Linked DNA regions of Mus musculus: region 1 is linked to region 2. Evidence: chromatin contacts called from ENCODE POLR2A ChIA-PET data. All regions are on one chromosome and are shown on one strand. The core of a region is the stretch at or near the end of the contact, and the rest is flanking DNA. Distances in the headings are between cores, read along the strand shown.

What was found. ChIA-PET counts read pairs that join two places held with the same protein, here RNA polymerase II (POLR2A).
Region 1: POLR2A ChIA-PET joins it to region 2 with 11 read pairs in Patski. The contact joins the promoter of Rbpms here to the promoter of 1700104B16Rik in region 2. POLR2A ChIA-PET finds 5 or more read pairs at or near these places in 2 of 5 experiments (Patski and embryonic stem cell).

What each region holds. Positions count from the first base shown.
Region 1 is chr8:33,928,527-33,931,703 of GRCm38, forward strand. It overlaps Rbpms (RNA binding protein gene with multiple splicing), which reads right to left and starts at 1,337. Exons shown (of 8, transcript NM_001042674.2): 1 at 950-1,337. The coding sequence starts at 1,015.
Region 2 is chr8:33,730,495-33,733,948 of GRCm38, forward strand. 1700104B16Rik (a long non-coding RNA gene) reads right to left here and starts at 1,993. Exons shown (of 2, transcript XR_004691281.1): 1 at 1,295-1,993; 2 at 40-583. It overlaps Gtf2e2 (general transcription factor II E, polypeptide 2 (beta subunit)), which reads left to right and starts at 1,573. Exons shown (of 8, transcript NM_026584.3): 1 at 1,573-1,635.

The sequences.
Region 1 (3,177 bases), core at 87-2,586, 200 kb after region 2:
CCCAATACTCTCACCATACTAACTGCTTTAGAGTCAGTTCGGGTTGTGTACGTCCCCTTTATTAGGATGTAAATTACCTGTAAGAACACTTTTTTACGTTATAGTGGGATGGGCAGTTTCTGCTACTGCACACTCAATTCTGGGAGACCTTTAAAATGGTAAATATAATTTCTTGTATTCCAGATAACACATTTGCAGGAGTGAAGGCGAAACAGGATATCACAAAACTGACAAAATTCACGAGCCCCAAGTACACCCCCGTCCACCACCGGCGTTTTCAGTAAGAAACGCACCACAGCCGCAAATTGTTTGTAAATTCCGAGTGTGCCACATAAAGTTGTGATTTTCCCCCCTTTAAAAACACCCTCCACGCACCTTTGCTTTGGGGAACCCAAAGCTTTTAGCCCTTGTTACTCTACGCCCCCACCCCCACATTCGACCTCTCCCAGGTTCGGCGGGGGTCTCCGACTCATCGGAGAAGAATGCGTCCTATGAGTTATCTATTAATCCAAAATGTCTCAGCTAAGAAGATATTTCACCCAGAACTTTTAACACCGAAAGGGAGGGAGGGAGTAAGAGAGGGAGGGGAGCTGGGGTCGGAAGTATCTTTTACTGAGAACTTTCCCAGAGTTTCTCCCTTCGCCATACCTCCCTCCCTCCAATTTCCAGCTGCAAGACGCAAGAACCCAAGTCCTGACCCTCCCTGGTCCCAATCATCTGAGGTCACCCGGGAGTCAGCTCTCGATTCCGCTTTCAACATCCCGAGTAGACAAAGCTGAGCATTCTACTTACAAAAGTCTCGGGAAAGTCCTCAAAACTTATGCAATAACCAGAGGCAGGCGGACGCGCGTGGACCCAGTCCCGCGCCCTCCGGACGCCCGCGTCCCGTGCTACTCCCCCCAGCCCCGGCCCGTGCGCCCCGCGCCCCCCAGCCAGTCCCCCTCAGTACCTCCTCCTCCTGAAGGTTGGCCTCGCTCGGGGTGTTCTCCTTCTCGGCTTTGCCGCCGCCGTTCATCTTCCCGGTCCTTCGTCGCCGCGCGGGACTGGGGCGCGGGGTTGGAGGCGAGGGCGAGGGCGCGCTCGCCCGCTGCTACCTTCCCCCGGGGCGGGCTGCGGGGCTGGAGCCGGGCGGCGCAGCGGAGAGCCGAGACGGACCGGCGGGCGGGGACCTCCGAGAGGCCGGGCGAGCCCCGGAGTCGGGACGCGGCCGAGACCGAGGAGGCGAGGCGGCGGGCGCGGTTGGGACCGGAGCCGCCGAGGACGCGCTGCTGGCAGGCTCTGGGCAGCGGGGCCGCACGCAGCGCGCTTTCTCTCGCCTTCCTCCCTCCTCCCCTCCCTCCTCTCCTCCCCTCCCTCCTCTCCTCCCCTCCCTCCTCTCCTCCCTCCGCCCTCCCTGGACGTGCGCGGCCGGACGCAGCCCAGAGAGACGCGGATCGGGACAGCGAAGCCCCCCGCGAGAGGAGGGGCGCGGGGCGGAGCGGTCGAACCCAGGGCTGGGCTGGGCTGGGCTGGGTTGGGCTTGGGGGAGGGGGGGTCGGCACCGGGGTCACGAGGCCGCGGGGACCGCGGGCGGAAGGTCGGGCCGCCCCTTCTTTCTCCAACCCCGTGGACCTAGGCGTCTGGGCGGGCCAGCGGCGGTGGGCTTGGAGAGGGGGCTCAGAGCCGAGGACAAGCCTTTCGGGGTAGGGGTGGGGGGCACATGGACTGGAGCGCGCTACTTTTGTTTGCTTGCTTTTCACGACGGGTGTGCACCCAAACCCACCCTCCGTGGCAATACCCGCCGAGACTCGGTTCTTCCCGGGCAGAAAGGTGACGGGCACGCGGGACAGCCCACCACCGAGCCCCGCTTTTGCAGGACACCGCTTGCCACCCCATTGCGGGTGCCCGAGTACAGCGAAACCTCCCAGCCTCCCCCCGCCCCCCCCACTTCGGCCGCTATCGCTCTCTAGGCTTCCGGCCGCCCCTGTTCAGACTCGCACAGCCGGCACCAGACTGTTCTGGAATCGGGTCTGTTTACATCACTCTACGGGGAGCCCCTTCCTGGAATACAGGACTACGTCCTGTTTATCTCTGCCATAACTTAAGTAGGCTACCTGGAGCGTAGTCCCGGAGCGTAGTAGGCCCTCCATATGTACTTGTTGACTAAATATCCCTCACTGCCCCTCAAAGGTCAAGACATTTATCTCTAGAGAATCAAAGCAATTACCCAACACCGGATGACCGCATAGCTTCCACTTCCTCATCTATAAAATGAATAAATATTTCATACATATATACACACACATACATATTCTCCCATTTCACTGATTATATATATACACACACACATATATATTACAATCATTATATGTGTGTGTGCATATATGTATGTATGTATGAATATATATATATATCCCAGGGTTTTAGAGATTATAGGTGGGGCGAGCCTCAGGTTCCTAACACCCATACTTGCACAATTGTGGTTTACAATAGGCGGAAGCTAGCATTATTATTAAGGAAGTTTCCATTTTCCTGGTCCTAGAGAACTTTTCCAACAATAGATCCTGTAAGCTCCTAGACTTTTGACTAGTTTGGACAGACATTTAAAACCCACGATTCAGCGGATGGTGCCTGTCTCTCTGAGGAAGTTCGTCTGGCATGCCGCACCAATCACGATTTCTCATTTATGGCTTGGTTTAACTGTTTATCTCTTTCTCCCTACTCCACATTCTTTACCCTTCCCCGCTTTGTGTGCGGTTGGGGGTGGGGTGAGGCGGGAGAGGGTGGGAGCTGAAGATAAGGGCCCTGCCTTTAGGCAATTCAAAGTAGTGTTGTGGAGACAAGATACCCCAAACAACTCCAAGGCAACATAGTCGCTGAATCCTGGTTCAAATTATAAAAAGCAGGATACGCGCAACGTCGTTCTTTTGCTTTTAAAGGCGTTGCGAAGTGAAAATCCATAGTGATACTTGGTTTTAGATCATAAGTTTTCTTTGAGGGGATCTGGAGACGTGGGAAAGTTTCTAAAGGAAAATAATGTTTTAAGTTGCTGTCATAATACCACTGCTCTCTGTAGGAACCAAGATGCCTTCTGGGAGGAAATGAACCAAGAGTCTTTGGAACAGCGGTAGAAAAAGTTCAGAAGCAAAACTGCAGTTGATTGGAAACTTTGTCCGCGTTTTGATTTATTGATTGTGC
Region 2 (3,454 bases), core at 743-3,242:
GGGGTGTGGTGAAGAAACTGCCAACATGACCACCCCATGTTATGGCTAAGGTTTTTATTGGAGACATGAGAGTGAGAACAGCCACAGGGATCTGGAGAGTCCAGGGCAGAGAGAGAAAGTAGTAGATTGACCATGTGTAGCAGACTGGGCTTTGCCAGGACTGTCTACAAGAAACGGGAAAATGGCCACTGATAGAAAATAGGGGAAGCTTATTGAGAAAAGCAGCAGCAGGAGCGGAGAAGAGTGAACAAGAAGAATGAGTAATCGGTGGGCGGGTGGGAAGGGCCAGGGGACTGGTGAGCAGGCTTTGAAATGTATAAGTGCTTGTAGGGACTGAGGGAGTCTGGAGGCTGCCGGGCTTGCACCTTGTGCTGACATGTTAATTGGAGAGCCATAAGTCACTTTTGCTGGAGGAAAGGGAAATGAGTCATTTTCCTAGACAGAAACTAGAGCTTCACAAGTTCCGGAGGAATGCCGCCGTCTTTTGTCAGTTGTTAGAACTCCTCGTATAGTCCAGATTAAGTTAACTAGTGGATCTTCGGACTGTCATTTGAAGTTTGAAGAATTGGACTCTCCTTTGGACCTGACAAAAATTTAGTTATACAAAGTTAGTTTCTGCATCATCACTAGTATCCTATGTTGGGGGGGGGGCGGGACATACAAAACTAAGACCCAAAGTAATTAGTACTAATAAACTACAGCTATGGGATATTTAAATACTGGATTAGGCTGTACAAACAAGGATAGTTGTAGGGTGCAGGATGGGCCAATTATTATTATTTGTTGTTGTTGCCAAATATCGCACCCACATCTTATATTGTCCCCCAAAAAATCAAAGACAGGTCACAGGTATGAAAAGAGCCGGTGTTCGAAGCGCAGAAGCTGAGCTGTAAGTTTTGAGGTTGAAGTCCAGAAGTTGAATTCTATGTTGAGTTTGCCTTTGCTAGACTGTCCCTCCCACCCCCAAGCCCCCCGCCACTTGTTAAAGGTGGTTCTGGTGAGTGGTATTTGAAATAAAATAAAAAAGCTTGGCATGGAGCAGCACTTGGTAGGCCGAGGCAGAACGATCTCTGCAACTTTAATTCAAGTTCCAGGCCAATCAGGGCAACACAGGAAGACCTTGTCTCAAATAACCAAAACCACCCACCCTCCAAAAAATATGACAGATTTATTGGTAATGTTGCCGGTTGGGTTAGACTCCAGAGCCGGCTGAAGGAGCTGCTCCGACTTTGTGCCAAGAAAAGCGGCTTTCCGTTCTTCCCTAGAGCAGAGCTGGTAGAGTAAACGTGGCTACCGGCAGCCTTTGAGCGCGCTCCGGTCGTCATGGAAACTCGGGGCGGAGCACGCCGTGACGCAGGCGCCTTTTCGGAGCGGCGTCGCGGTGGTTGCTGGGAGCGAGCGTCCTAGCCGCCGCACCAGGAAGTGGAGGGCGGGGCCGGGGCTGTGTCGCCAACGCCACCACCACGGCCGCCTCGGGTTCGACCCCCTTGGCAGGTCCGTGTTGGGCGTGCGCGCCGCGACGGCGGCGGGGGGCGGGAAGCGGGCCCGCGGTGGGCGGGTGTGTGCGTGCGTGAGTGCGTGCGTGCGTGCGGCCGAGGCGGAGGCTGGGAGGCGGCGCGGGCTGCGGGCGCTGAGGTAGGGACTGCGGCGGCGGGCGAAGGGGGACGAGTCCCGCGTGGGACTCGGCTGCCCCGAAGCGGGACGCGTCTTCCGAGGGGACGCGCGCGTGGACGCCACGCCGCCGAGCCGTTCTCCAAAGCCGAGCCCCCGAGAGGAGGGGCTCGCCCCAGCCAGCATTGTCTTTTAGGCCGGACGTCCATACAGCAAACTTTCGGGTTGGAAAGCGGGAAGGATTCCGGGTGGGCGAGCGGATGGTGCCGACCGCTTCTTGGCCACAACCACAGCAGCCGAGCTCATCCCTGTGTGGAGTTGGGGGGACCACCATGGCGTCCCCTCCCGACTGGCTTTTCTAATGCTGCTTTAAACTTTTTGAGGTTGTGAGTTTTCGGAGGAGTCGAGAGGTATTTTCCCGATCGAACTCTGCGCTCCGTTTTCCTGATGTGCTCCGGTACTCGGGGGCGAGCCGTGAAGCGAGAGACAGAGTAGACAGACAGGCTGCTGGAAGATTGCAGATTCTGGGGTAGGAAAGAACTGGACAGTGGAGCCTGAAGATTTGAAATGTTAGTTTTCCGGTAGCTATCCACCGTGAAACGTACCAGCTCTCGGTCGTAACATCCTGTTCGGGGCTTTTGATTGACCAGATTAATGTAAAGTAGACGTGGATATAGTTTCTTTACCACCCAGGTTAGCCCTAAGATGTGCACTGCAGTACAGATGTTGGTTGCAAAAGGAGGAAAAGTTAGTTGGAACTCCGGAGAGTAAACCGCTTGCTCTGGGTGCCTTTGTTGGTATCATCATATAGAGAGGTCTCTCTTATTTCAGAAAGCTTTGCTAGGGTTCCAGGGCTGGGACACATGACTTCTTACTTAGTTGTGCCACTTCTATTCAGGTTTTATGTGTTAAAATTAGCCATAGCACTAATGCTTAGTCTTTCAGACTTGTGGGCATTATGTAGTTAGGTTTTTCTAAGTTGTACAGGTTTGATCTGTCCTAAAGTCTTTATTTGACGTCCAGATTAGTCATCTGACCTTATGAAGTAAAATGTTCCTGTTTTAGGAGTTGCAAACTGCCTGTTTCCTCAGTCTTCTCACGTTGTGAATTTTTTCTTATTTTCATGCTTTCCCTACTCATACCTCTCTCACTTGCATATTAAGTTAATGTTAATTTCTTACCTAATACAACCAAAATAACAATTACTCTTGAAAAAAAATCTTTCATAAATACTTCCTCACTTTTAGAGTTGAGCCAAGTATGTACAACACTGATAGTGCCCCATTCCCCAGACCTAGGAGGAAACTACATTTAGAGCAGTTCTGTAGATTATTTGCTCAAATGTTAGGAATTGAAACTGGGAGGAGCAGATGTTTTACTCTTAGACCAGGGACTCTTCGACTCTTCTTACATAAAGTTCACAGTGAGTTTTCCATATGAGTGCTTTTTTTTTTTTTTAAATCCCTTTGGATCAAGATTGAACCTGTCACACTGCCACTTGCCTCCAGCAAGCTATATCTCCAGTCTCCATCTCCCTGTTATTTAATCAAGGAACTCAGTGTGTGTGGAACCAGTTAGGATGCTCCGGCTTTCCTGAAGATGTACGTGGAAGCAATACTTAGTAAAAACTGAACTTGAGGTTAACGCTGTTTTGCTAGGCTAGTGACTTAGTACTTTAATGATGCTAGGCAGCTGCCGTGAGCTCCCAGTCGATATCACAAAGGCACAGTTGATATGCTGTTGTGTACCAGGTTGCTAGGCATTTATGTTCAGTACAAAAGATGGATTGAATGCATTTTTTTTCAACTTAAAATATTTTCAGTGTATGAAAGGGTTATCATTG